Linked DNA regions of Mus musculus: region 1 is linked to region 2. A link is a contact called in ENCODE POLR2A ChIA-PET data. All regions are on one chromosome and are shown on one strand. The core of a region is the stretch at or near the end of the contact, and the rest is flanking DNA. Distances in the headings are between cores, read along the strand shown.

Region 1 (2,700 bases), core at 192-2,691, 35 kb before region 2:
TTTCTACATAGCAAGAGAGTGCCACTGTAATCTATTTCCTAGGAGTGAAAGCAAGGCATTTTTGTCCCAAGGGGCAATTGAGCAAGGACCACAGTCTCTGGCTGAGCAGCCTTGGGGAGAGCAGCTACAGTTCCCACAGTCAGAAGCCCAGCTGCGGAAGGGGCTATTTACAGAATTCAGGGAACTACATAAAACTGCAGCAGGGCTGGCACTGCACAGTTGTCTGGGGATGAAAACATCACAAAATGGTTTCCTTTTATATTATAAAACGCTCCTCTTTTTAATTTGGCATCTCAGTTATTTTTTACTTGATATCACCCCTCCCCCTCCAAAAAAAAAAAAAAGACTGGAGAAATACAAGCCCACACAAAGAGCTAGTTTTTAAACTCAATTCTTTCTCCTTACAGTTTCTGAATTCCATATTAGAAAGGATGGCTCATTTCTAGGGACAAAATAACACAGGCTCTGGGGTGAGGTAGGGTGGGGTAGGGGGGCGGGCACGGAGGGGTGATGGGAGAGAATTACAGCTAAAGAAAGAAAGCTCTCTAGTATTAAGTACTACTTTGTATATTATTTCTCTCTTCTCTTCTTTCTTTCTTTCTTTCTTTCTTTCTTTCTTTCTTTCTTTTTCTTTTGGTTTTTGAGACAGGATATCACACTATATATCCAGGGTGGGCACAAATTAGCTGCAATCCCCGGCTTCCCAGTGCTGGGATACACAGGAATAAACCACTAAGGCCAGTTAAGATGACCTTGAGCTGCAAGTCTTCCTGCCTCTGACTCCCAGGTGCTGTTGAGGTCACAGGCGTGGTCTACTCGTACTGACTTTTGCTCAAATAATAATAAAGAATAACAATAATACAATAACTATGAAACTAAACATTCAGCCACGCCTTTTTGACCACCCCCGTATCTTCTGCTACTTTTTAAAGCAAATAGAGATGTTGAATTCTGACAGAACGTAATTAAATTCAGTATATTAAAAATGAAAAGCTGGAATTTTCCAAAAAGATTCTAAACATAAATTCTGTGATTAAGTGTTGGGAAAAACCTTAGATGATTTTTAAATACAGTTTAAGGTTTAAACTACGTATAATCATCCAACCCCAGTTTTCTTTCTTCCCTTTCCACCCCTCCCCAACTCCACCCCATAATGGATGCTCGGCTAGCTGCCTTTGCACGGCCTTTGTCTGAAGGATGCAAAGTCTACGGATGCTAGGGGGAAGGGGTGGGGGAGAGATTACCTCATACCATGTCGCTTGCACCAATCACCACTCTCCTGTCGCGGCTTCTCTGGGCAGACAGAGGGGTCTGGACCAACAGGAAAAGGCCCTGGCCCATCCCCATGGTGACAGAGCTGTATATAAGGAGCCGCATCCGCCCAAGTGCCGCAGGTTCTCTTACATCGACCGCCTAAGAGTCGCGCTGTAAGAAGCAACACCTCCTCCTCGCCTCCGCCATCCACCCGGCAGCCGCGAAGCAGCAACCATGGTGAGCAAGCCTTCCCCGGCTCTCGGTAGATAGAGGGTGGGTGTCAGTCGCCCCAGATCTGCAAGGAAACGTCTAAGGCTTTGGTCACCTCTGCGGGGAAAGGGTGGTCTCCATGCTTTAAGTTTATCTTAGTCTTTGAGTCCCGCCGCCGCAGTGCGGGACACGGAAACGCCCAGACCGGGAAGAACAAAGGCAGCGCCGATGAGCTAGCGCTGGCAGAGCCAGGGACTGCAGGGGACCACGGGGACCGCCGGGGACGGGTGGGGGATCGAGGGTCCGCTGCTGTAGGAGGGCAGGGGCGGCGGCCGAGCCCGAACTCCAGAAACACCGCCCCACTTCGCTAGGAAAATGTTTAGTTTGCGTCGGATCCATGGCAGCCGCTGTCAGGGAGGCGCAGGGGCGGGGTTGTTTGTCTCTTGCTTCCGTGGCGTTTTGGGAGGGGTTGGTTCTCACTAAGCCTCTTCCGAGCGGTTTTTTTTTTTTTAATTATTTTTATTTTTACTTTAAAAAAAATCGTTGTGGAACTGTAGTCATGGGATGTTTCGTCTGCAGGGCTGTCAAAAATACGATTTGCTTAACGGGGACATCTCGCTGAGGGGGGAGGGGAGCTGGATGGTTGGGGAATGACAAAGCCCACTTTGTGAATCCTAGAGTACGCTGATGGTCAGAACCCAGGGAAACGCCCTTCCCCGCCCCCCACCCCCGCAGACAATGAAAGTAGTCCCTCCACAACAGACGTGTATCTCTATAGAATGAAATATTAGTGGTATGTAGAGATTCATAGGATAAAAATATTATTTTCTACTTTTAAATTTAGCTATCTTTTCACTTGTTTTTTTAAAAAATGTTGGCGCTCATTGTTTCTAACTTAGCCTGCTTTAAGAATATTTCCATTCCATACAGTGGAAAACCTTCAAAAAACAATGGATTTTCTGCAAAGAAAAAAATTATACTCTGCACCCAACCATCTTTTGTTCTAATAAATGTGCACTAATTCATTAATTCAGGCTAATGGCCCCAGCCAGGGTTAGGAGGGACCATGAAAGCAGCACAAAGAGATCGCATAGACAGCTGCTGGAAATAGAGCTTTCTCTGTTAAATAATGTAACAGCACAGGCTAGCACCAGGCACAGAGAACGTGGCAATGCAGAAATCAGACTTTGTCTAGCTTGTCGACTAGCCAAAGTACTGATGGGGTCTGTCTGCAGA
Region 2 (2,700 bases), core at 37-2,536:
AGAGGGCCAACTATATAAACATAAATGTATACACGGGATGTATTTATTTTGTTTTTGAGACAAATTCTCACCATGTTACTCTGGTTGTCCTAAAACATTATGTAAAGGGCAGACTGGCCATGAATTTATAGATCCACCTGCTTCTGCCTTCCTAGTGCTGAATTAAAAGACGTGTGCCACAATGCCCAGATGGTTTCTGAATCTCAAAGTAGGACTGGGCCAACCTCTATTTTCTAGTTTCAAATTAAAACGTTAAAACGTTAAAATGTTAAAACATTAAAATTAGATAAAGGCTATAAAGAGAACAGCACATAGCAGGGAGTTAATGTTTGGGAGTTAATGTTTTACTCAACCCACTCACCAATATTCCCTGGGATATTTCCTCAGTTTCGGGATAGCCTGGGCCTGGTAATACATGCAATCAACTAGGAAGCTGAGAATTCAAGGGTAGCCTGGTTTGCATCGCAAGACCTGTCTCAACAAAACAAAAGTTTCATGACATTTTTAAAAAGTCTCCTGTTTTTTTGTTTTTGTTGTGGTTTGTTTTTTAACTATTTGTTCTCTAATACCCTAGGCCTTCCACAAAAATAACTGTGTGAAAGCTGTCTGGAGTGGCAGGGAAACTCCAATAACAAATAAAAAAACGCATCGGGCAGTGGTGGCACAAGCCACTAATCCCAGCACTTGGGAGGCAGAGGCAGGCGGATTTCTGAGTTCGAGACCAGCCTGGTCTACAGAGTGAGATCCAGGACAGCCAGGGCTACACAGAGAAACCCTATCTCGAAAAACCAAAAATAAAAATAAAGAAAAAGAAAAGAAAACGCTATGGACCTTTGGGTTACAGGCAGCCGTCCCTTCAGAAGACCCCGTGGTGCTTACATCTTCTCGACGGGCTGACCTGATCCCAACCTTATTCGTTTAAACTAAAATCCTGACGGATACACATCCTGGAACCAACCCTCACATCTCAGCCGTGGACCACAAGGACTCTTAGTTTTAGAACAGCTTCGACAGGCCAAAAACATCCCGCCTCCTTTCCCAGAATGTCCTATCAGCGCACTCCTAGCGATGACCGACAGTCTACGAGGAACCAGTAAGTTCCGCTCCTCTGAAGAAACCCGCCCAGGCCTTGTGTCGTCACTGGGCACCAAGCCTGGCACTTCCGCGTAGCCGGGCGGCGGGTACTTGCGTTGAAACGTGCTTGCGAGTGACCCCACCTTAAAGGGGAGGGGACCGAGGGGGACCCGAGCCCTTTAAGACTAGGCGGGCTGGGGCCTGCCCCTTTAAGGGCGGGGCGTCCGACCGCAGAATCTGAGCCCCAGATTACCTTGAGTTTCCGTCACGGGCAGCGAGGAGAGGCGCTTAGGCTGGGTCCGGGTGCTTGGCGGGCGGCGGCGGCCTCATCCCCGCTCGTCCTCCCCGGGCCCGGAGACACCCCCGCCCCAGTCATGCTGAGCAGAGTATGGAAGCAGCTGACTACGAAGTGCTATCCGTGCGAGAACAGCTGTTCCACGACAGGGTCCGCGAGTGCATCGTGAGTCCGGGACCTGGGCGGGAAGGGGCCGGGCCGAGGTGGGAGGGGCGCGCCGCGATGGAGACGGGAAGTCCAGCTGCCTGGGCTCCGGAGCACCTCGACCCCTGCGAGCGCCGGGGCCGGGCCGGTGAACTCCCGGTCGGGTCGGCTGGGTCCCTGAGCCGTAAACAAAGCCGCCGGGTTTCCGTTCCTCGGCCGCTCGCCCCTCCCCCCGCCCCTTCTACTCCACCCCCGTGGGCGTTCCTGGCGATGGGGGTCCTCTAGTGTGGAGCGTTTGATCCTCTGGAAAAGGATGGATTTGCTTCGGGACAAGTTAGTGTGCGTGTTCCCCCTTAAAAGTAGATGAAGGGCAACCATGGTTGATGTTGAAATGAAGGGAGACTCGGTCACATTGAGCAGTTAACCGGGGACATGCGATGGTGGCGCGAGGGGCGAAGGAAAAGTGGGAGCTGTAGTGGGTCCTCCCACTAAGGAAGAAAGAAGTCCTGTCCGACGAGATGGGGTTGTAAGAAGTGGAGATGGAGGAACACCGAGGTTTCCCCGCCTGTTTTCTCTCCCCTGTAGTAGTGGTTGTTTTCATTCCTTCTGTGATTGAATCCTGGGCCTCTGGCATGCAGCATGCCAAACACAAGCCAATACAATGACACACACCCCGCACGACTTCCGGATAATTTGTTTGACACTCAGACTGGGTTTCCAGCCATCCCGTGTGAGTTCTCATGTGTGGGTGGGGTGGGGTGGGGTGGGGTGGGGGTGGGAGGGTCCCGGGTCCGCAGTGATCCTGAGCGCATCTAGCCTGTATTTCTTATTCTTTAAGCATTAATCTAGAATTGCAGTTGAACTTTCCATACGGCAGTGTACTACTCTAGGGTAGGAGCACCCGTGGGACTTAGGGAAATCTATTTTCCTTGGGCCTGCTTTGAATGATAATCTCTTTGTCTGCTGGGTTTTTTTGTTTTATTTTGTTTTGTTTTCCCAGAGAGCTCTGCACATACTAAATGAAAAGGGAAGGGTTTGGAGGAGTGGAAGGAGATCTTACTGAATAAAGGGGAGGGCTCAGATGGTGTCTTTCTTCATTTTTCTCAGGCTGAGCTTTAGGCTACCCCTTGGCATGCTTAGATTGAAGAAACGGTAAAGGGGACTAGGTCTGCCCTTACCAATGAGGG

What was found. ChIA-PET counts read pairs that join two places held with the same protein, here RNA polymerase II (POLR2A).
Region 1: POLR2A ChIA-PET joins it to region 2 with 52 read pairs in Patski. The contact joins the promoter of Tuba1a here to the promoter of Lmbr1l in region 2. POLR2A ChIA-PET finds 5 or more read pairs at or near these places in 4 of 5 experiments (Patski and embryonic stem cell).

What each region holds. Positions count from the first base shown.
Region 1 is chr15:98,952,242-98,954,941 of GRCm38, reverse strand. It overlaps Tuba1a (tubulin, alpha 1A), which reads left to right and starts at 1,441. Exons shown (of 4, transcript NM_011653.2): 1 at 1,441-1,491. The coding sequence starts at 1,489.
Region 2 is chr15:98,916,684-98,919,383 of GRCm38, reverse strand. It overlaps Lmbr1l (limb region 1 like), which reads left to right and starts at 1,286. Exons shown (of 17, transcript NM_029098.3): 1 at 1,286-1,534. The coding sequence starts at 1,463. Gm41396 (a long non-coding RNA gene) reads right to left here and starts at 1,415. Exons shown (of 5, transcript XR_001781764.2): 1 at 1,328-1,415; 2 at 362-471.